Regions from separate parts of the Homo sapiens genome. Here region 1 is linked to region 2. Evidence: chromatin contacts called from ENCODE Hi-C or POLR2A ChIA-PET data. All regions are on one chromosome and are shown on one strand. Each heading gives the region's core, a stretch centred on a gene start or an enhancer-like site at or near the end of the contact. The rest is flanking DNA. Distances are from core to core; before and after follow the strand shown.

What was found. A loop is a pair of places that touch in the nucleus more often than their neighbours do. ChIA-PET counts read pairs that join two places held with the same protein, here RNA polymerase II (POLR2A). Pooled maps may share reads with other maps.
Region 1: a map of CD4-positive, alpha-beta memory T cell shows a loop between it and region 2 (8-fold over the local background). The contact joins the enhancer-like site here to the promoter of SINHCAF in region 2. A Hi-C loop is called at or near these places in 2 of 168 maps with a recorded cell type or tissue (CD4-positive, alpha-beta memory T cell and naive thymus-derived CD4-positive, alpha-beta T cell) and 8 of 50 pooled maps. POLR2A ChIA-PET finds 5 or more read pairs at or near these places in 1 of 52 experiments (CD4-positive, alpha-beta memory T cell).

The regions. Positions count from the first base shown.
Region 1 is chr12:29,101,692-29,105,135 of GRCh38, forward strand. No RefSeq gene overlaps it. Among named protein-coding and RNA genes, the nearest start is that of FAR2, 46 kb to the right of the region's middle. Within about 2 kb of position 2,005, at least 5 of the 41 ENCODE cell types and tissues checked have a DNase peak (open chromatin) inside an H3K27ac peak, as active enhancers do.
Region 2 is chr12:31,323,941-31,327,597 of GRCh38, forward strand. It overlaps SINHCAF (SIN3-HDAC complex associated factor), which reads right to left and starts at 2,210. Exons shown (of 6, transcript NM_001135812.2): 1 at 2,084-2,210. FLJ13224 (a long non-coding RNA gene) reads left to right here and starts at 376. Exons shown (of 1, transcript NR_026806.1): 1 at 376-2,005. RefSeq lists an enhancer at 1,299-2,230.

The DNA.
Region 1 (3,444 bases), core at 755-3,254, 2.2 Mb before region 2:
AAGAGTGTGTTTAGTTCTACAAGAAACTGCTAAATAGTCTTCCAAAGTGGCTGTACCATTTTGCACTTCTACCAGCAATGAATGAAAGTGCCTATTACTCCACATCCTTAGCAGAATTTAGTGTTGTCAGTATTTTGGATATCTGCCATTCTAATAGTTATATAGTGGCATCTCGTTGTTGTTTTAATTTAAATCCCTACTGACATATGATACTGAGCATTTTCTCATTTGCCATTTGATATCTTCTTTGATTGTCTGTTGAGATATTTTGCTTATTTTTAATTGGGTTGTTTGCTTTCTTACCTTTGAGTTTTAAGAATTCTTTGCATATTTTGAATACCAGTTCTTCTAGATGTGTATTTTTCAAAGGTTTTCCCCCAGTCTGTGGCTTGCTTTATTCTCTTAACATTATCTATGTAAAGCAGTTTTTAATTTAAAAAATCTAGTATACTAATTTCTTCTTTAATGGATTGTGTTTTTCATGCAGTATCTAAGAATTCATGGCCAAACCGTAGTTAATCTACCTGTTTTTCTGCTGTCTGCTGGGAGTTTTATAGTTTGGTGTTTGGCACTTCATTAAAAAAAATAGTGTTTTCTACTATATTTGTCGTGATATCCAAAAATTCCCCACAAAAAATAAAAAGTCTTTTCTGACTAGTTATTTTCTACTTCTTCTATGGATTTAAATCGTTTTAGTCTACTAGCTTATAAAAATGAGTATTTTCCCTTGAAACAATTTTTATGTGCTTTTGGCTAAATGCATAGTTTACAAATAGACTGCAGATGAGCTAAAGATAAAGAGAACTGTTATCTTCATAATAATAATAGAAGTGCTTCCTGGTAAAATTTGCCCTGTAATCGTAGTCATCTTTAGAATGACTAAGGGATTGATTCTATCAAGAAGCCTATAATTGCTCAGGTCTCATCTTCAAGGTTAGGACAGACCACTAGGTTGGGTAGAAGAATATAGAGTAGTAAAGTGGAGGGGGTTTTTAAATGTTGTTTTAAACTCCCATATTTTGAAACATTTGCAAATAAATCAATTTTTAAATATAAAACAAACAAATAAAATTACAAAATTTAAATACATCAAAATGATAGAAAAAGAAAACTACTAAATACGTTAAAAATAGGTTGAATACAATGAAACTCACACCTGTACTTCATTCCATTGTCATCAGCCAGTCAAGGAAAGATACTGTGAGATCTTATGAAGCCAGCCAAAAAGAACTGCGGTTTTATTCATCAACTCTGGGCAGTGAAGCCTTTCAAGTACTGATAGGATCTGTAGCTACTGACTACATCAAATATTTTTTATCATCAGTTAACACACTGCAGAAATAATGATACCTACTTTGCATTTTCCCTATGTGTAACTTAACACAAGGTCATGAAAACTATACAACTTTGCATTTTGGAAACCAGGGTACATGTCAACAAGGGCAGGATTTCTTTTGCAGAAAACAACTAAGTTCCCTTTGCTGTTTTCATTTTGATAGGTTTTTTTCCTGAGTCCTTGCTGGAATAAAAACGATCATTTTTTTACAGTATTAGATTGGAATGAGTGGTTATATTTTTCAGAAATTTCATTGATATTTCTTACTACATTTCTTTATTTTGCTGTTTATTATGTGATGATAGTGGTTAATATTTATCAAGGGCTATATAATACCAAGCACTGTGCTATGCAATTTGCATTGATCATCTTGTTAATTTTCATACTAACTGATAAGACAGCTTTATTTTTATTCCCATTCTACACATGAAGGAAGACTCTACACATGAGTCTTGGACTTTAATGATTTGCCTGGAGTAACACAGGCAAATTCAAACCCAGGCCCTCTGGCTTCAAACCCCATGCCTTACGCTGTCTCATTGCAATATTTTCTTATGAGTGTTATGAAATTGAAACTGAAACTCAGTGATTATCACCAATATCTCCAAATTTCTAACCGGTTTCTTGCTTTCAGGGTTGTTCCTCTCAAGTTTATCCCATGCACAGCTACCACTGCGGTTTATCGAAAATGAAACCTACTCATGTCATTTCCTGCCTCACACATTTCGAGGCTTCTCCATGTTCTACAGAATAAGATCTAAGATCCTTAGCACAGCATCCAAGAGCCTCTCTGTGCAGGCCCCTGCTTCACATCCCTCAGTTCCCCCTTCCCACATTTACATTGTCACCATAGGGAACATCTTGTGCCTCCTCACACACACTCCACAGTCTTTTACCTTGTTTCTGAATCACACAAGCTATTGTTTTCTGCATGCATGGTTCTTCCCCACACTACACCAAAGCCTCTTTCCATCAGGGAAACATTTCCTATTTGTCTCCAAGAATCCTTCTCTTACCAAACATTCCCTTGCCCTCTACACTTCATTGGTTGATGCTTTCCCCTCTGCACTAGCAGAATATCCCCTAGAATTTTATTTATGACACTATATTACAGTAATAATACTAATGTCAGCATCTCCCACTAGACTATGGGTTCTTCAAAGGCAGGATAGACCTCACTCACTTTTAACTATGTATAGATCTTGGATGATGAAGAAAGAAGGCCAGTGCTGAGAGCTAGGAGAATGATCGAGTTATTAGCCCTACCTTTGGATGGTTCTCCATTACCATGTATCACTTTAGGTGCTTTTGGTTTGCTACCAAGAAAACCAAGGAGTAGAAAGAGGGAAGCGCAGTGGCTCCACTTCTCACCTGAGCCTAGTTTGAGGTCTGCAATTCCTGAGACATTACCAAGGTTCTTTTGTGTTTTCAGCTCCTGAACAGTTTGCTGTAGGTGGGACAGATCCTAAAAGAATCGTGTTAAGTGTATTAATGTTCCATCTAGTCTCAAAATAGAACCAGGAGTTAGGAAACATGTTGATCGAGGCAGTGAATCAGTGTTACTAAAAACCTTCAATTGCATCATGACTTTTTAAGAAAAATGTGAATTGAAAATGCCCATGTTTTATTTCACACCCATGGCTTTGCTCATAGTTGCCAAGACATAGATCTCAATACAACAGGCTTCCTGTTTCAATTCGAAGTAGTCTGGTAAAGAACAAAACAGTCATGTCTTGTAAGATACAGAATTATTTCTCCCTCCAATTATTTTTACAATGAAGTGTGATCTAATGCCACTGTCTCCCCTTTTGCAGACCTCACACTGTTCATTTATTTTTTGGTCTCACTAAGTCACTTGCTTCAGTGTGTCAGTTTCCTCAGGTAGAAGGCTGCCCATAATAGAACTGTTGTGGTTACTTAAAAGACAGGAAAGCAATTTTTAAAATAAAACCCTGCTGTTTTAAGCTCTTTGTAGATGTTGAGGCCAAATTATGCCTATTGACATTAACCTACCTGACTTCAATTTCAATTCATTCATTCAACAAGCAAGTATGGAATTTATGATATTACTTTAAAATGCATTGAAAGGTTTGTTGCCAAGGAACCTG
Region 2 (3,657 bases), core at 960-3,459:
CACCTTCCGTAAATCGTGCTTCCCCCTCGGGCACTCCGGTGACTGCCGAGAGAGACGCCGAGCCAGCAAGTAAGAATGCTCCCTGGTGGATTTGTTGGTAAATAAGACATCTCGCGTCGGGAGGAAAGTTCCTGCGGGGGCCGCTCGCCGGGGCGAGGGCGAGGGCAGCGGGAGGTGAACCGCGTCGCTCGCCGCCACCTCCCTCACCTGCGCCGGAACAACGGGCCCCGCGCCAGCCCGGCCCGGCGCCTCCCGCAGGCCGCGCCTCCCGCACGCCGCGCTGCCGGGGCTTGTTCCTCCTCATGGCTTTGCCCTGACGTAATTCAAACATGGCAACAGTTCGACTTCAAAGGCGAACCCACAGACCTCCCAGACACAGGCTCCCGGGCCACGAGAAACCGGCCGAGCAGTCCGGGCCAAGCTCCCCGGAACCCTCGGCCGTCGCAACCCCCGACGCCAGGGCTGAAGCGCCGGGCACTGCCGCCTCCCTCGGTCGCCCGCCCGCACGCCCGGAGCGGGGAAGCACGCCGCCTCCCTACGCACCAGCATGGCACCTCGCACAAGTAGCGCCGCCAAAGTTTCCCCACGAGGGGGCTGAGGGACAAAAGCCCCTCCCGAAACTCGCCCGAACTTCGAGGGCCTCCGACCTGCACGGCCCTACGCCCAGGCGGCGGCCCCGAGCGCCGGGGGCCCGCACGGGCACATGCAGCCCTTTGTTTTCTGTCCAGCCGGGCGCTGCCTACGTGCAGCATCAGGGATGTCGGAGCGTTTCGCAGGGGCCGGACACTGGACGATCACCCTGGGTAGGGGTCCGGACCCCGCGCCCCGAAGAGTCCGGAGCCTGGCCCCCCGACCCTCCCCTCGGGAGCAGGCCCATTTAATCAAAGTTTTGCAGTGTCCTTGATGAGAAACGCCCGGAGTATCCGCCCCGCACGGGCGGAGAGTTGGCGACTTTCACTCTGCTTTTTAAACTGGCAAGACGCCATCATCAGCAAACCACATTGTCCTGCCGGCCGGACCTGCCCGACGGCGGCCGCATCCCACGGCTCACGCGGGGCTGGACATTCGGACAAGGACCAGGGTCGCAGCCCGAAGCACGTGGTCTGTCACGTAGAGCACAAAAAGCAGTGCCCTGCGGAGTTCACTGACTCCCGCGGCGTACACAACGCCGCCGCCTCCATCTCCAGCCAAGTTGGCTTCCCTGGCCATCTTACAGCGCGGACGGCCGCCCATAAACGGGAAGCCCTCGCGGTGTCGCCCACACCTACGCTACAGGTGAACGCACCGGGAGCAAAACTTCGGGCTCCGAAAGCACCCCGGACACCAGAGGCTCTTGGGCGCGGTCCGAAGAGGGCAGGCGAGTGGAAGACGGGCTGTTTTTAAGCGACCGCGTGTTGCTCTCATTGTCGCATCCGCATCCCTCCGGAGTTGAGCAAACAACGCCACGCCGCGTGCGCTCCGGCAGAGCCCAGCACTGACCCCCAAAGGCCGATTTAAAGACCCTCGGCCGCCAGCTCGGAAGCGGATGGCAACTTAGTTTCCGAGCGAATGGCGTTTATTGTCCACCCTAGTCCGAGGGCTGCAGTCAACTAAACCACGAGGTTTCACAACGGCGCCCGACCCTGCCCGCGCCTCGCGCCCACGCGGACGCACCGACCCCGGCCGCTGCGCGGTGGCCAACGAGTCGCTTTCCTCTCGGGCCTTTCGGCCGCCGGGCTCCTTTCCGCGAGAGAACACTGCGGCGGAGAAAAGTCATTGTCACCTTCAACGTGGATCCCTCAACTCCGGCGACTCCTCAATTATGCCCAGGCTCCACTCACTTCCCCGCCCCGAGACTTTCGGTTTGCCTCAAATACCCTCCCCAATTAATAAATACACACTAAACACGAGCGTACCAAAGAACCTGGGGTCTGAAGATCACGAAAACAGCGCTCCCAACAATGCCACCTCCAAGACAAAACTTCCTGTGTGTATGTGGAAGGACGGGGGGAGGTGGGTGGAGGTGAAAAGAGAAAAAAAAAAACACTGAAATCAAAGCCTCGTGAGACAGTTTTGCACTAGAAGCATGGTGAGAGTCACTCACCTTCCAAAAGCAGCCGTTCCACGCGCAATAATGTCCCCGAGGTGCGGAGTGCACGCCAGGCCAGTCCCCCTCAAGCGCTCCCTCCTCCTCAACTGCCTTGTCTAGAAAGATAGTCTCCTGCAGTTCTGCAGTTGCTACCGCTGGCCGGGAAGGTGTAGATTCCGCTTTCCCTCTGCGCACGCGCGGCTCCCGGCACAAAATTCTCTTGAATCGAACTTATTTGCATACGGGCGCGCGCACGTTGCGGGCTGGGAGGGGGAGAAGTCCCGGCGACCGCGCGCGCTCCCGAGGCCTCTATTGTCCTTTTAAGGGGAGAAGCTCCGCGGCGCGGGAAACGCGGCGGCCAGAGGGAAACGGGGGCGGGGACTGCTTACTACGGCGGACGTCACATAAACAAACGCCCCCCCCCCCGGCTGCAGGCCGCGGCGGAGAGGGAGAGGCGAGGTGGGAAAGGGAAAGGTTAGCAACTGAGGGGAGGGCTGCGCTGCTTGGCGTGTTTTCCGCCCCCGAAGTTGTTAGGGGCACCATTGAGCGCTGAAAAATTGTTCTGAAAGCTGCTTTTGCAAAATTCTCACACCTGTCCCCACTGTCGGTGACAGAGGAGGTGGTCTTGTAAGCACCCAGACTGAATTTATACTAATCCCACGTTTCCTAAATTTTGTTTGAAGTTAGGTTTTTGAAGCTTGTAAAAAAAAAATCCTCTGGGGCCAGCAAAGGTTTAGTTTTTGTGCAGTTGTAATGAGTCGTTTAATAAAGTCCCATTTTAACACCCTAGCCATTCGCTAACTCCCGCTTGCCCTTCTCAAATAGTAACCCAACCCATAACAATCCAGTTTTTTCCTCCACTTCGGCCTTAAGATTTCAAGTCTCTCCGAATTGAATGATTGTTAATTTCCGTGGGAACAGTGCCGCTTTCTTTAAAAGACTAGGCATTGGAAAGCCAATAACCTAGGGACAGGCATACCTCCTCTAGCAGCTTGTAAAGGGTGTTCCACTCACCCAGAAATAATTCCAGTAACTGGTGGTCTTGGGAATGGAAAAAATAACGAGTGACGTACAGACTTTTCAATGCAGAATATGTAATAATTCAACAATCTAAGCGCTTTCTAGACTCCGGAAGAAAAAAACTGAAGTAACTCTTCTCAGATTGATAAGAGGAAAATGAAAACCGAATGATTGATTCGCCTTTGTCCCAAGGACACACTTAACACCAACAGGCAGAAACCCGGGGTTAATGATAGAGGGTGGGGAGAGAGGAAGGATGTTTTTCCCAGAAACTTGATATTGGTCCCAAGTTACAAAAGTGTGAAAATCAACCATAAAACTTAATCATCTGCTGACACGTTTCGCTGCTTTCACTGCAGTGTCAACAATACAGATTTAAATAGTTACTTCTGAAATGTTAATTTAATTCAACAGGCAATTCCTAGTACATACAGTATAAACCCACTTCTGAACTCCTCAACTAATACTTCTTTATTTTTCTTTAGGTTCTGTAACATACTATTCCTGTAACTGTATATGAAAACTATATTATAAATACCTGAAAAGATAGCCTGGCGTGGTGGTGGGCA